Linked DNA regions of Mus musculus: region 2 is linked to region 1. The links are chromatin loops, found by intact Hi-C in ENCODE. Cell type or tissue: left cerebral cortex. All regions are shown on one strand.

Evidence for each region. A loop is a pair of places that touch in the nucleus more often than their neighbours do. Peaks named below come from ENCODE experiments on the same cell type or tissue, not always from the same donor. Only the 100,000 strongest peaks of a DNase experiment are listed, where the experiment ranks them.
Region 2: it touches region 1 in a loop (3-fold over the local background); 8 of 42 quality-filtered maps call a loop at or near these places.

Annotation. Positions count from the first base shown.
Region 1 is chr9:55,391,364-55,393,863 of GRCm38, forward strand. All of the region lies in intron 3 of Tmem266 (transmembrane protein 266), which reads left to right. Among named protein-coding and RNA genes, the nearest start is that of Tmem266, 66 kb to the left of the region's middle. In left cerebral cortex, a CTCF peak has its summit at 1,151 (motif pointing left); a DNase peak (open chromatin) is centred at 1,122.
Region 2 is chr9:55,148,147-55,150,646 of GRCm38, forward strand. Ube2q2 (ubiquitin-conjugating enzyme E2Q family member 2) reads left to right here and starts at 1,223. Exons shown (of 13, transcript NM_180600.3): 1 at 1,223-1,680. The coding sequence starts at 1,489. In left cerebral cortex, no CTCF peak of the experiment used is centred here; DNase peaks (open chromatin) are centred at 853, 1,173, 1,537, 1,842 and 1 more place; H3K4me3 peaks cover 1,985 bases; H3K27ac peaks cover 1,735 bases.

The DNA.
Region 1 (2,500 bases):
GGGCTAGGATTAAAGGCAGAACCATCTGTCCAGGGGTAGCACTACCCATAGTGGGCTGCCATTCGTTAATCAAGAAGATGCCCCTCCAAACTTGCCTACAGGCCAGGATAATGGAGGCATTTTCTCAAGGTGGCCCCAGCTTGGGTTAGGTTAACAAAACTACTAACAAGCACAATGACCCTTAAGAGTAAGTTTAAGAAGCTAGGCAGGGGGTCTCCATGAGGGCCAAGGAGTCTCTGCATCTCTTGAAACCTTAAATGCAGAGTTGTAGTTTTATGTCTATGGCGTGGGGGGGGGGGGTGTGTGTGGCAAATGGTTATTGTTTTTGTCAATTATTGGAGAGCTTTGCTCCGAGGAATCTTCTGAGCCACGGGGGGGGGGGGGGGGAGAAGCCCCCTGCAGGCCAGACAGGGGGCAAACGCCTGGTGCTCCAGGCTTCATCTTCATCTCCGTCGCCCCTACCTCTAGACTTCTAGACTCATTCCGACCTCCCCTCAGATCTTTTCTTTGGGAACTTAATGGACAACAATCCAAATGTGCAACTAACGAGGTCTTCTGTCCCGGACACTAGAGAAACCACCTTCATTGCCTGTGAAGAACCCTTTTAGGATAACTGGAGAGTCCCCACCATCCCCACAGGCTCACACCAGGAGGACAACGTTTCCTCTGAGTGCATAGTGGGTTGTAGGGAGAAAGAGGCTTGGCCCTGAAGGAGCAACGCAAGCCCGGCCCTGATTGGTCCATACTTCACCTTTAAGATGAGGCTGTTTCTTTGTCAAGCTTGGGACCACTACCTGACCTGATCTTGCCTGCCTGCCTTCCAGGCCACTCCTATGGCCTGACCTCCCATAAAAGAGCCTTTGGGGATTTGCCAAACTCCATTTTCATATTCTAGAATTTATTCTCTCAAACTGTTACCCCAAACAACTAAGAATATAAAACAGAAGCCGCACCGGCGCTCACCTGCTTTCCACCCCCGGACTCCTCTGAGGCCTCATGAGGGGTGCCGGAACTTCTCTGGAATACCACCTGCCAGCAGGCCCATCTGTTGGTATTCTCTATTTGGGCAGCCCAAGCCCTCCCCAGAGCTGCCCCTGGCTTTTGTAGCACATGTTGGGAAATAGGGGCACGTCTGCCCTCTGGTGGCAACTTCAGGAATAACACCACTCCGGGACTTTGATGGGCTGAGGCTGCCTGAAAGAAGTTATTTTCCAGTCTGTGTCCGGGCTTCAGCCCAGTCAGTTCTTTTATTAACCACGCAAACCGGGTTATAAAAACGGGAAACACCGTCTTCTTGGAGTATACCTTTCCGCGGAGAGGGAACACACACTCTCCTTGGAATGTCTGAGTCACTTGCATTTCACAAGGAGTGATCCAATTCTAAACCTGGGGCCAGGCAGGAACCTGCAGGTTCTGCCTCACCGCTGGTTCCCATTCCCACTAGGGAGCCCAGATGGAAGTTACTTTAGAGTTGTACAGCCCCGTCCCTGTCTCTCTTGTTAAAACATAGGCACAGGCAAGCCTCCTTCCTGGTGGCCCTGGTTACCTTCTCTGTCCTGCTCCCAAGCTTCTGTCACACCACATACACCCTCAGTTCATCCTCCATAATAGTTGTCACCTGCAAGAACACTCTTGAGCTGGGTTCTCCTGAAATGCAGGCCCAAATTCAGTGGGTGTTGGGGACGATTTAGCTTCCCTAACTCCAGGAGTGCTCACATCTGAAGAGGCAGAACCATGGTCCACACCTTGGAGTCACCTCACGAAGTTATAGACCATGGGCCTAACCCAGAAATGGTGGCTTCATAAGGGACCTGGGGTATGGCTTAAACCTTGGGACTTTCCAGCAATCTCTGGCCTGGATGCTGATCCCAACCCCCACTTCCAGGCTTCTCTGCCTGGAGTCATCTACCTACAGCAGGTATCTTCCTTTGTCTCTTAAGTCACTGCTGTGCTGTGGGGTCACTGGGAGAAAAGAGGTTCACCTCAGCTGTGGTACAAATACCATCTCCTTGTGCAGCTCGGGGACCAACATGAATTTCCTCCCAGGCTGAGAGCAGCTGGTGACTGAATGCCAAGCTCTGGGCAGGCACAGCTAAGCTGCCACAGCAGTAGAGTAGGATAGGTAGACTTGGCTTTGCAATGCTTTGGGATTTGGCAGGAGATGGGTCTTGTCATGGGGAGTGGTTGCCCCAGCAGCATCTGCCCAGGTGCTAGGTGATTAGTGAGCTCTGCCCACCATGCAAGAGAAACCCTTCCTCCCTAAGCCAGTTCCTGGCCCATGTCCTGGTGTCCTTTGGGCCTGAAGAGAATGTTGGTACTAACTAGGCAGGTCTGTGTGTTTCTTCCCGATACCTATGGGCACTGCCTTTAACTTTCTTGACCATCACTTCCTCCTTGAGATCTCCCCCGCCATTGCTAAAAGTCCTTCCCAGGGAGAGTGGACCTCTCCTAAGGTTCTAACTACAGAAGGAAGCAGCATCCCAGCAGACTTCACTGTAGG
Region 2 (2,500 bases), 240 kb before region 1:
TGGTGCAGGCCTTTAACCTCAGCATTCAGAAGGCAGACAGTCCGATCTCTGTGAGTTCGAGGCCAGACTGGTCTACAGAGAGTGCGTTTTAGGACAGCCAGGGCTACATAGTGAAACCCTGTCTCAAAAACAAACCAATAATAATAATAAAAGAATTTCAAGATGGTGACAGCAGGGCACTAAACCAGGCCCGGGAGCCTTACTAAGCTAGGAACCCTGGGTACTACATAGGTGACATGTCTAGAAAGTTGGTCTTGCCTCTGGAAAAATGTAGTCCTCTAGTTATTTGTGAACGAACCTAGGTTATTCCAGAATTGTGTTAAGTGCTGGGGAATCAGGTAAGAGCAAGAATTTATTAAATGACACAGGTGTCATTAGGCTTTTCCTCCCCTCAATCCTAGGGGTGCTTCTCTGAATGAGATTTCAGTGTTAAGCAGAGACAACAGAAAGAAGCAATAAGTTAACCTAGGAAAGGGATACATGGTATCTACATGGTTACTTTAGCTTAGTTGGTCAGGAAGGATCAGTCTGACACATTTGAGATGTGACTTCAACAAACATGGTCCATTCTGGGAAGTCCAGCAGAAACTCAGGACGCAGAGTATCCACATTAGCGCGAGCACATAAATGTTTACGTGAAAGATTGAAATGATGATGGGAAGAAGCTGGCAGGCTCTATCATCGTCTTCGGCAAATGGGAGCGAAGGAGGGAGTACAAGTCTGGAGAGAAGGACCTTTCGGGAGTCACACTTAGAAAAGTGGTGGGTGGTTCAGCGCGGAGCGAGAGCAACATACGTGAAGGTGCTAGGCGCACACCTCTCATCTCCCCATCCCGGCCGCGCCCAGGCCAGGTGAGTGGGTGGCCGGTGGACAACCACGCGGAGGAGCAACCTCCAGGGGCCCGCGCGTTTCCTACCCGAGCCGACGTGGCCGGCGCGATAGGCCGCGCACGTGTCTGGCCAGAGGCCCCGGTGCAGCGCAGAGGCGCGCAGGGGAGCTCAGGTTCATCCTCGTGCGGTGCCGCCGGCCCAAATCCTCGGGGCGAGCGGCGGGTGCTGGGCGCGGAGCCCCGGTGTGGGGCGGAAAGGGGCTGGGTCATGAGAGGAGGGGGCGGTCGGGAGCGCGCGCGGAGCTCGCGGGCGCGCGCCGGGGCGGGGGCAGCCCTCTCCCAGGCGGCGGTGGGGGCGGCGTCGCTGTTGCCCTTTTAAGCCGCGGGGCCACCGCCTCCTGCGGGTGGAGTCGGTTACAAAGGCAGCAGCCGGCCCGGCTCCCGCACGCTCGCTCGCTCCCTCGCTCGCACGCCCGCCCGCCGAGGCCTCGCGCTCCTCGCCATTTTCCAGCCGCGCTCGGACGCGGGTCGCGGCGGCGGGGAGAGGCGGAGCCGCGAGAGCGCGGCCCGGGCCGGCCCCGCGGGGCGGTCGCGGCCGTGACGGCGGCTCCCGGCCCCGGCTCCCTTTCCTCACCCCTCCCGCTGGAGATGAGGGGAAGATGTCCGTGTCAGGGCTCAAGGCCGAGCTGAAGTTCCTGGCGTCCATCTTCGACAAGAACCACGAGCGATTCCGCATCGTCAGCTGGAAGCTGGACGAGCTGCACTGCCAGTTCCTGGTGCCGCCGCCGCCACCACCGCCGGGCAGCTCGCTTTCGCCGCCGCCGCCGCTCACACTTCACTGCAACATCACGGTGAGGCGCCGGGTCGTAGCCCCTCGGGGCCGGGCGGGGGCGGACCTGGGCGCCGCAGTCCCGGGACAAAGGGCGCCTGCCCGGGAGACCCCCGGTGTCCCGGGCACGGCCGGTTGGCGGCTGGGCCCTGGGCCCGGCCGGGAGCTCGGGCTGCCTGGTCGGGAGGAGGTGGAGGCGCGTCGCAGCACGGCGCGGGCCGGCTTTGCTCTGTTGGCCCCTCGCGGCCCCCGTCGGGCCCCGAGGTCGCCATGGCCGCCCGCAGCCGGCCTGCTCTGGGGACCGCGGCTCGTCCGTGGGCTCCTGTCAGTCGCTCAGGTGGAAAGGCTCTCAAGTATCTGTTTTAGCTACTCGTTTTCCCATCGGGTTCCAAAACCCACGTCCTTGCTTGTTCAACCAGTTCTCGTTTGTGTTTTGGTCTCCGAGGACAAACGAACACTGAAAGCCTACGTATTTAAGGAAAAAGTTTAGGACGCAACCCCGGGGGATGGTGTGGAACCATCGTTTAGCCCTGACCTGGCTTTGCGCTTACGTGTTTTGGAAAAGCTCATGGAACCTTCCACGCGGCAGGTGGTGTGGTGAGTGTGCAAGCTGTCCCACCTGTGCCCTGTGCGGAAGCCTGGACGTTACCAGGAGGGGAAAGGAGATGCTTCGCAGTTTATTACCGGGGAAGATCAAGTGGGATTGGAAGGCTGGAGAAACACGTGGGAAGTTACTTTTCTGTTTAAGGGAAATGCTCTTTAGAAACATTCAGTTGGTAAAATTATCAGATTGTAAGTGAACTCTCTCCCCCCCCCCCCTATCGAAGTGTATTATGAGGCTG